Linked DNA regions of Homo sapiens: region 2 is linked to region 1. A link is a loop called in an ENCODE intact Hi-C map of the cell type or tissue named here. Cell type or tissue: Caco-2. All regions are shown on one strand. Links, peaks and the distances in the headings refer to the core of each region. The heading gives the core; the rest is flanking DNA.

Region 1 (4,402 bases), core at 74-4,073:
CTGGTCCCAAAACAATGCCACGTTATAGTTTTTGTTATGGTAACACTTCAACTTCTGGTGCTAATTTCTATTCAGATTAGCTTTTGTTGCATAATAAACCAGCTCAAGACTTGGTGTCATAAAGCAATTTATTATTACTCCTGGTTCTGTATATTGACTCCAGTTGGTTGAGTGGTTCTAGCTTGGAATTTATTATGCAGTTGTGGTTAAATGCTTGCTGGGGCTACAGTCATCTGAAATCTGACTGGGCTGAATGTTAAAGATTGCTTATTCCCATAATGGAAATTAATGCTATCTATGAGATGGAAACTCATTGAGGCCTGTGTTATGGATTGAATGTTTGTGTCCCCCAAAGTATATGTATGGAAGCCCTAACCACCAACATGATGGTATTTGGAGATGGATGCTTTGGGAGATCATTATACTTAGATGATTTCATGAGGGTAGGGCCCTGGGTAGTATGGGATCATTACCCCCAGAAGTGACACCTGAGTGCTTTCTTTCTTTCTCTTTCTGTTATAAATAAAGTTTCAGTGCTGCAAGTCTCAGCAAGGCAAGGTACTTCTATAGAAGTGTGTGCCCTTACAGATGAAGCAATGGTGAGCGCACACTTGGACAAGGGAGGGAAAGAGGTTCTTACCCTGACGCATGTGGGCCCTGCTGCTGTGTCGTTCCCCTATTGGCTAGCGTTAGACCACACAGGCTAAACTAATTCCGACTGGCTAATTTAAAGAGAGTGACGGGGTGAGTGGTTTGGCGGGAAAAATGCTTATGCAGGGTGGAGAATGAGTCAGGGTGGAGCACATAGCAGATAATCGGAATGAGTTAGGGTGCAGAAGGTAACAGGAATGAGTCAGGGTGGAGTAGATGATTGAAATGAGTCAGGGTGGAGCAGGTAATCAAAAAAGGTTGCTTTATGAGGAAGTTTAAAAGTAGAAGGCGAAGAATTGAACATACTGACATATTGATTCTTTGAAAAGAAATTTAGAACTCATATCTAACACTCTCCCTCTCTTTTTCCTCTCTCTCTCTTTCCTCTCCCTCTCTCTTCTCTCTCTCTCTCTCTCCTTTCTCTCTTTCCTCTCTCTCTCTTTCCTCTCTTTCTCTCTCTTTCCTCTCTCTCTCTTTCCTCTCTTTCTCTCTCTTTCCTCTCTCTCTCTTTCCTCTCTTTCTCTCTCTTTCCTCTCTCTCTCTCTCCCTGCAAGGTGAAGACACAGTGAGAGGTGGCCTTTGCAAGCCAGGAAGAGAGCTTTCAACAGAACCCAACCATACAGGCACCTTGATCTCAGATTTCCAGCCTCCAGAACTATGAGAAAATAAATTTATTTTATTTAAGCCAACTAGTCTATGGTATTTTGTTATGCAATCCTGAGCAGACTAATAACAGGCTGTCACCTAGAGCACCTGTACATGGACTATCCGTGTAATTTGGACTTCTCACACCATGATATCTTGTGGGGAAAAGAAAGAGAGATCAGACTGTTACTGTGTCTATGTAGAAAGAAGTAGACATAAGAGACTCCATTTTGTTCTGTACTAAGAAAAATTCTGCCTTGAGATGCTGTTAATCTGTAACCCTACCCCCAACCCTGTGCTCGCAGAGACTTGTGCTGTGTTGACTCAAGGTTTAATGGATTTAGGGCCATGCAGGATGTGCTTTGTTAAACAAATGCTTGAAGGCAGTATGCTTGTTAAAAGTCATCACCACTCTCTAATCTCAAGTACCCAGGGACACAATACACTGCGGAAGGCCACAGGGACTTCTGCCTAGGAAAGCCAGGTATTGTCCAAGGCTTCCCCCCTGTGATAGTCTGAGATATGGCCTCGTGGGAAGGGAAAGACCTGACGGTCCCCCAGCCTGACACCCTTAAAGGGTCTGTGCAGAGGAGGATTAGTAAAAGAGGAAGGCCTCTTTGCAGTTGAGATAAGAGGAAGGCATCTGTCTCTTGCTCATCCCTGGGCAATGGAATGTCTCGGTGTAAAACCCAATTGTATGTTCCATCTACTAAGATAGGAGAAAACCGCCTTAAGGCTGGAGGTGAGACAGGCTGGCGGCAATACTGCTCTTTAATGCACCAGAGATGTTTATGTGTGTACACATCAAAGCACAGCACCTTTTCTAACCTTGTTTTTGACACAGAGACATTTGTTCACATGTTTTCCTGCTGACCCTCTCCCCACTATTACCCTATTGTCCTGCCACATCCCCCTCTCTGAGATGGTAGAGATAATGATCAATAAATATTGAGGGAACTCATAGACCGGTGCCTGCATGGGTCTTCCATATGCTGAGCGTGGGTCCCCTGGGCCCACTTTTCTTTCTCTATACTTTGTCTCTGTGTCTCTTTCTTTTCTCAGTCTCTCGTCTGACCTGACGAGAAACACCCACAGGTGTGGAGGGGCAGGCCACCCCTTCAATATCTGGGCTTCCAGAGGGAGCAACTCAAAAGCAAAAATTCCAAGAGGATCAGGGAGAAACTATAATAAGGTTTCTTATGACTTAGTGTCAGAAGTCCCATCCCAGATTCATGAGAGGAAGTGAAAATTAGGCCTCCTACAGATTTAAGAAGCAGAATGTACTTAGAGAGAAGAAATTGTTGGCAGCCATCTTGAAAATGAGCTACCACACTTGGCATCTGTGATGTGGGAATCCATTTTTATTCATTCTCTGGTCTTGGGTGACCTAATTCAGATAAATCTGAGTAACTCCATGATCAGGTATAGGACATAATGCAATGTGTTCTTATGAGATCGGGCAATGGCGAGTTTTGATTAAGGATAAAGAATCAGGTTTAACTGATTTTTCTTCTAAATAGTATATCGAAGAACATTTTTAAAACATGCGTCATATTCACTATTTAGCTTAAGTTTTAGGGTGTTTAGTGCTGTAATATTATCAACAGACTCTATTTCCCATTTTGGTTTAAATACTGTCAGGGGAATCAGAAGTTGTCTCAGTGTCCCATTATTCCATAATGTTTGCTTTTATTTTAGGAAAGTTATCTCTAAATACTAATTTTAATAACAAGGGCTAAAAAAAAACTCTACTTTTAAAAGAAAATGTTTCATTTTACCATTTTATTATTATTCTAAAATGTTATTAATATTCAATAATAATTTTCAAGAAAAGGATTGAGCAGCAGGTCTACAATCCTTTTTGTTTTTCCTGGTGATTGGTGACATTGTAGTAGGAGGACACACCCACAAAGTAATTTTTACTTGCTCGAGGAAAGGTTCTTACCTGTGAATGCTCAGTTCTCTAGAATTCTTTATAGTAAACAAATCTAGCATGTATGGATAATGGTTTCCTGGAAAATATTTTATGTGCAAAGTAACTATCTGTATATAAAATGGAAATGTTTCATGACAGAAGAGGCTCTCTTCTGTGTAAATATTGTATCCCATGTGTATTACTTAGAGACATCACATGCTAAGCTAAGGAGAGAAAGGGACTAGAAATCTGCATTGACAGGATATCTCCCTTCTTTATCTGTACCTCGGGATTACTTGTATCCTTGCAATTGTCAGTAAATTTACTATTGGGTAATATCTTTGATTTCTGTCGAGTACAGCTTGACAATCTGATCCTTTGCATTACCTCAATTATAACATGAACTACCACTTATTGACTGACAGTAGTTCAGTTCAATCTGTTAAAGAATGGTGAAAATATTACTTAATATTTAACAAAAGACAAAGCTCAATTAGTTACTTAGCATATTGAGACAGAGCTAGACCCCTCAGGCACAATGTTCTTTGAGCAGAGAAGACTGCTGATCTTATTCAGGGTTTTGGGAAACACAAAGTGCACTAATGTTTAAAATTCCTAAGGCTTAAGTGGGCTTTTACCCTATATGGAAGCATGGTTGTCGGATTGAGATACTTGTTAATTGGCTGCCATGTTTATTGAAGGAAGTATGTTTCTGATTGCCTGGCTTTCCAAAGCATGGACTATCAATGATTTGTTGACTTTCAGAAGCATATTCACTGAGAAGAATTGGTAGTGATTAACTAAATGCATTTAAACTGTTTCTGGCAGTTATTTGTTACCATGGCTCCAGAAGAGCCTGTCTTTCCCTTGGAGTGTGGGGTCAGTTTTAATTCTCCACTCAAAAAAGAGGGAAGGAAGGAAGTAATCCTACATTTGGGGTTCTGTACCTTGGACGTACGCATTTGCAGGTATCTTTCTGAAACCTATACATTCACCCACGAATGCTATAGCAGGGGTTCAGTGATGTACCTCAAGCCATTCCTAGATGTACCTCCAAATATTAAATATACACATATATTTATTGTATATTTTTATACAAGTAAGATAGCCAACTACCATAGCAATGCCCCCTTAAAAAATGAGTTGCTGAATATAAGGAACGTTGAAGCATTTAAAGTGTTAGAACTGACT
Region 2 (4,402 bases), core at 117-4,116, 99 kb before region 1:
TAGGTAAACAACATGATGTTTTGGTGTATACGCACAGTGAAATAATTACTGGAGGTAAACAATGTAACATGTATATTATCTCAAATACTTACCTCTTGAAAAATTTTCAACATACAATACAATATAATACAATATTATTAACAACAGACATCATGCTGTACTTTAGTTCTCTACATTCGTTCATTCTACATTACTGCTACTTTGTACCCTTTGACCTATATCTTCCCATTCCCACTCCCACCCCACCCCCACCATTCTGTTCTCTGTTTCGATCTACTCAACGTTTTTTTGTTGTTGTTTTGCAGTATGGTTTTTTTCCCCCCATATTTGGCTTATTTCACTTAACATAATGTCCTCCAGATTCTTTTTTTTTTTTTTTTTTTTTTTAGAGGGAGTTTGGCTCTGTTGCTCAGGCTGGAGTGCAGTAGCATGATCTCATGATCTCGGCTCACTACAACCTCTGCCTCCCAGGTTCAAGCGATCCTCCTGCCTCAGCCTCCTGAGTAGCTGGGATTACAGGCACCCGCCACCACGTCCAGCTAATGTTTTTGTGTATTTTTAGTAGAAACAGGGTTTTGCCATGGTGGCCAGGCTGGTCTCGAACTCCTGACCTCAGGTGATCTGACTGCTGCAATTACAGGCATGAGCCCACCTTGCCTGGCCATCCTCCAGTTTCATCCATGTTGTTGCAAATGAAAGAATCACCTTTTTAGCAAACTGAATAATAATTCTAATTATATATATAATTGATATATTTTAGAGGCTGTGTTTATAATTTTATTTTTTGTAAAGCAAGTCGATTTTCTAAGGATATCATAGGCACTGTAAAAATCTGTTTTTTCCTTTTCTCTTCTCAGCCTTTATCCACAGAAACTTAAAAACCAAAAATGGTCTTGATTCCGCACAACATGCATCTTGAAATGAGAACTCATATATATTTCTTCCCTTTTGGATGGGAGATTAAGCATATAATGATTATTGCCTTTCTTTCAACCCTCATTCTTTTCAGGTTTTTTCCCTTCAATTAAAATAGACATCTCTTGAGTTCTCCTTATGCCTCTCAATAAACTAACATTTCATCAGAATACAAAAAACGAATATCTGAATACCTTTCTCTACTGTAAAATAATGATTGGTCATCAGAATTGGGTAAATTCAGGTCTCTCTTAAAACACAAATCAATATACAATGCTGCGTTTTGGTTTTTGGTGCAGATTTCTACATTTATGTTTGGAATATCTACTAGGAAACCACATAAGAAATCAGGAGAGATCATGAGAAATGAGTGCTGGGATACAACACACAGACTCTAAAACAGTTCATAATAGGTCTAAGAGGCAGTAGGGAAATGGTAATAAAAGAAATGAGAGAAATTATTTCTGTTGTAATCATATCCCTATCTTATTATAATAGTATTTTTTCTGCCTTCTTGAGATGTTGCTGATTCTCAAATCTTCAGCCACTAGAGAGCAAAAGCAATCAACAGTAAATCGACAAATAAGTCAGTAAGTTCAAACTCCTAAATCAATTAGTAAGATTAAACTCTTGAAACATATTTCAACTTTGCAAAGGAGATAGTGACATAGCCCATGTCACTGTGGCCCGTATAAAGTGAAAAACTGAATTTTTCTTTATTTGTTCTGAAAATATCCACGTTTATAATGACTGCAGAATCCTTAACAGAATATGTAACCATTACATTTAAGTGTCTCTGTAGACTTACTAAATTTTAAAAACTAGACGGGACTTGAAAAATCATTTCATGATTAATTCATCTTCATTTTATAGAGGACAGGGTTACACATTTGAATTTATATTTCCATTTTTCTGAGTATAAAATTAAAGAAAATAGACACTTTTACCGAGTGGTATCTTAATTCAAATGACGCTCTTTTGGCATCAAAGGCAGTGCTAGACATCCATTTATTCATCTTTAAAAGTTACAACTATTGAACCTTAAGAAACACTTTGAATAAGAAAGACACTAAAGCAAATAAGCAAGTAATGCTTGTTTCTCTTCTCTTATAATGGGAAACAGAGGCAAGGTAAGAAAAAGGCATTTACTGATGACAGAGTCTAAACCAGCAGTAAATAAATAAGCTTTCTATATTTTTTATATAACTATATAGGAGATTGGTCAGGGTGGTGGGAAGAGTTATAAGAAAAAGTTACAGGGAAAGATGCAAACCTTCCTGGAAGGCCGGGAGGTTTTGCAAAAGCTTCAAGAGAGAACTATGGCTGAAGACAGCTGATTCTCTTATCTGGAGTCTGAGGGCAAAGGTTAGATAACAAGAGAATGTAAAGTAACTTATCTAGATACCTTTGTTGACTCCTTTATCCAGAAACCAACCTTTGATCATTCGTGCTCAGGTGCTCAGGACTGCTCTCTACCCGGGGAGTCAACAATGTTAATTACCCACAAACTGTGTTTGCTCCAAGCCTCTGTGTGTGTGTGTGTGTGTGTGTGTGTGTGTGTGTGTGTACCACAATTTCTTTATCCACTTGTTGATTGATGGGCATTTGGGCTGTTTCCATATTTTTGCAATTGCAAATTGTGCTGCTATAAATATGCATGTGCAAGTATCTTTTTTTGTATAAATCTCATGACTTCTGGCCAAGCGTGGTGGCTCACACCTGTAATTTCAGCACTTTGGGAGGCTGAGGCAGGCTGATCACATAAGGTCAGGAGTTCAAGAACAGCCTGACCAACATGGAGAAACCCCATCTCTACTGAAAATACAAAATTAGCCGGGTGTGGTGGCACATGCCTGTAATCTCAGCTACTCAGGAGGCTGAGGCAGGAGAATCACTTGAACCCAGGAGGCAGAAGTTGTGGTGAGCCAAGATTGCGCCTTTGCACTCCAGCCCGGGCAACAAGAGTGAAACTCGTATCTCAAAAAAAAAAAAAGAAAAGACAATCTCATCTCGTGACTTATTTTCCTCTGGGTAGAAACCCAGTAGTGGGATTGCTTGATCAAATGGTGGTTCTACTTTTAGTTCTTTAAGGAGTCTGCACACTGTTTTCCACAGTGGTTACACTAGTTTGCATTCCCACCAGCAGTGTAGAAGTGTTCCCTTTTCACCACAGGCACATCAACACCTATTATTTTTTGATTTCTTGATTATGGCCATTCTTGCAGGAGCAAGGTGGTATCACATTGTGGTTTTGATTTGCATTTCTCTGATCATTAGTGATGTTGAGCGTGTCTGTTTTATATCTTCAATTTGTTTCTCCTTACCTTAGTGGTAGTGTATATAATCAAAAATACTGCCATGAAATCTCAGAAAAAAGTACATTCTCTAGTGTTAAGAGGGAAAATTTTAGTCATCATAGCACAAATCGCTGAAAGTAGTTTTTCAATCTTTGAGAAAATATTGATATGCATCACAAAAATGTGGATTCTCCTAAGGATTTAAACTGCAGCAATCAATATTGGCCTTGTATATTTATGTTGTGTTAATGATCCTTCAAAATGAACAATATTTTCATTTCATAGAAAAGATCTCTTGTTTTTATAATCTATCCAAAATTTGAGTATAATATACATTATGGTATAATTTTGGTGAGACTATGTATTATATACATAGATACAATTTTGGTGAAACTATTAGGAATAATTGACAGAGCTTTTCTCATGGATATTCTAGGACTAGCATTCAACGATAAATGTGATGTGAACCCAGTGCTCAAATCTTGATTTCTGATACTATTGTCCAGTAAAAGGACCGGTGCTCCTTAGAGACATGGCTAATTCAAGGACTGGGAGAGGAAATATACAATATGAGTCTTGAGCATCTCATAGCACCAGAAAGTAAAGCAGTCCTCAAAACTAAGAGCATGGAGGTATATCAAAGTGGCACAGGAGCCAACTGAAAGAGCTTCCAGTAGTCAAAGATAGAACAATGTGAGCAATAAAATAATGTATTGCTATATTGTAGCCTATAGTATATTTTTAATTATAAAGATACATAATAAACATCCATACTAATATAAATAAAAATTTGAATACATGGAAGAAAAGAGAAAAATCTCATGGTTACAAAAACTCCAGCTTATGTGTATATCCCCTTTCAAGGAGGTGGGGCATAACCCCGCGCTCCTTAAATGTGGGTCACACGGTGACTTGCTTCCAAACAGTAGAGTATGGAAAGGGGGTAATAACTTTACAATGAAGAAACACGGCAAACATTACCACCACCATGTGTCAAAGTTAATATCAACAGTAGTAATGCATATTGATAGAATGTAATCTCAAGATAACGTGATGCAAATCCTACTTTACTTCTGTGGTTTTCTTTCCAAAACCATATAACCTCAGTCTAACCAAGAGACTAACATCAGACAAAACCAATTTGAGGGACCTTCTACAAAATACCTGATAATTACTCCTCTAAACTATCA

The links. Hi-C counts contacts between places; a loop is a spot of excess contacts. Peaks named below come from ENCODE experiments on the same cell type or tissue, not always from the same donor. Only the 100,000 strongest peaks of a DNase experiment are listed, where the experiment ranks them.
Region 2: it touches region 1 in a loop (9-fold over the local background); 1 of 110 quality-filtered maps calls a loop at or near these places.

The regions. Positions count from the first base shown.
Region 1 is chr4:159,974,503-159,978,904 of GRCh38, reverse strand. All of the region lies in intron 2 of LOC107986324 (a long non-coding RNA gene), which reads right to left. Among named protein-coding and RNA genes, the nearest start is that of LINC02233, 200 kb to the right of the region's middle. RefSeq lists an enhancer at 1,355-2,137. In Caco-2, for the core only: no CTCF peak of the experiment used is centred there; a DNase peak (open chromatin) is centred at 1,694.
Region 2 is chr4:160,073,981-160,078,382 of GRCh38, reverse strand. No RefSeq gene overlaps it. Among named protein-coding and RNA genes, the nearest start is that of LINC02233, 300 kb to the right of the region's middle. In Caco-2, for the core only: no CTCF peak of the experiment used is centred there; a DNase peak (open chromatin) is centred at 2,372.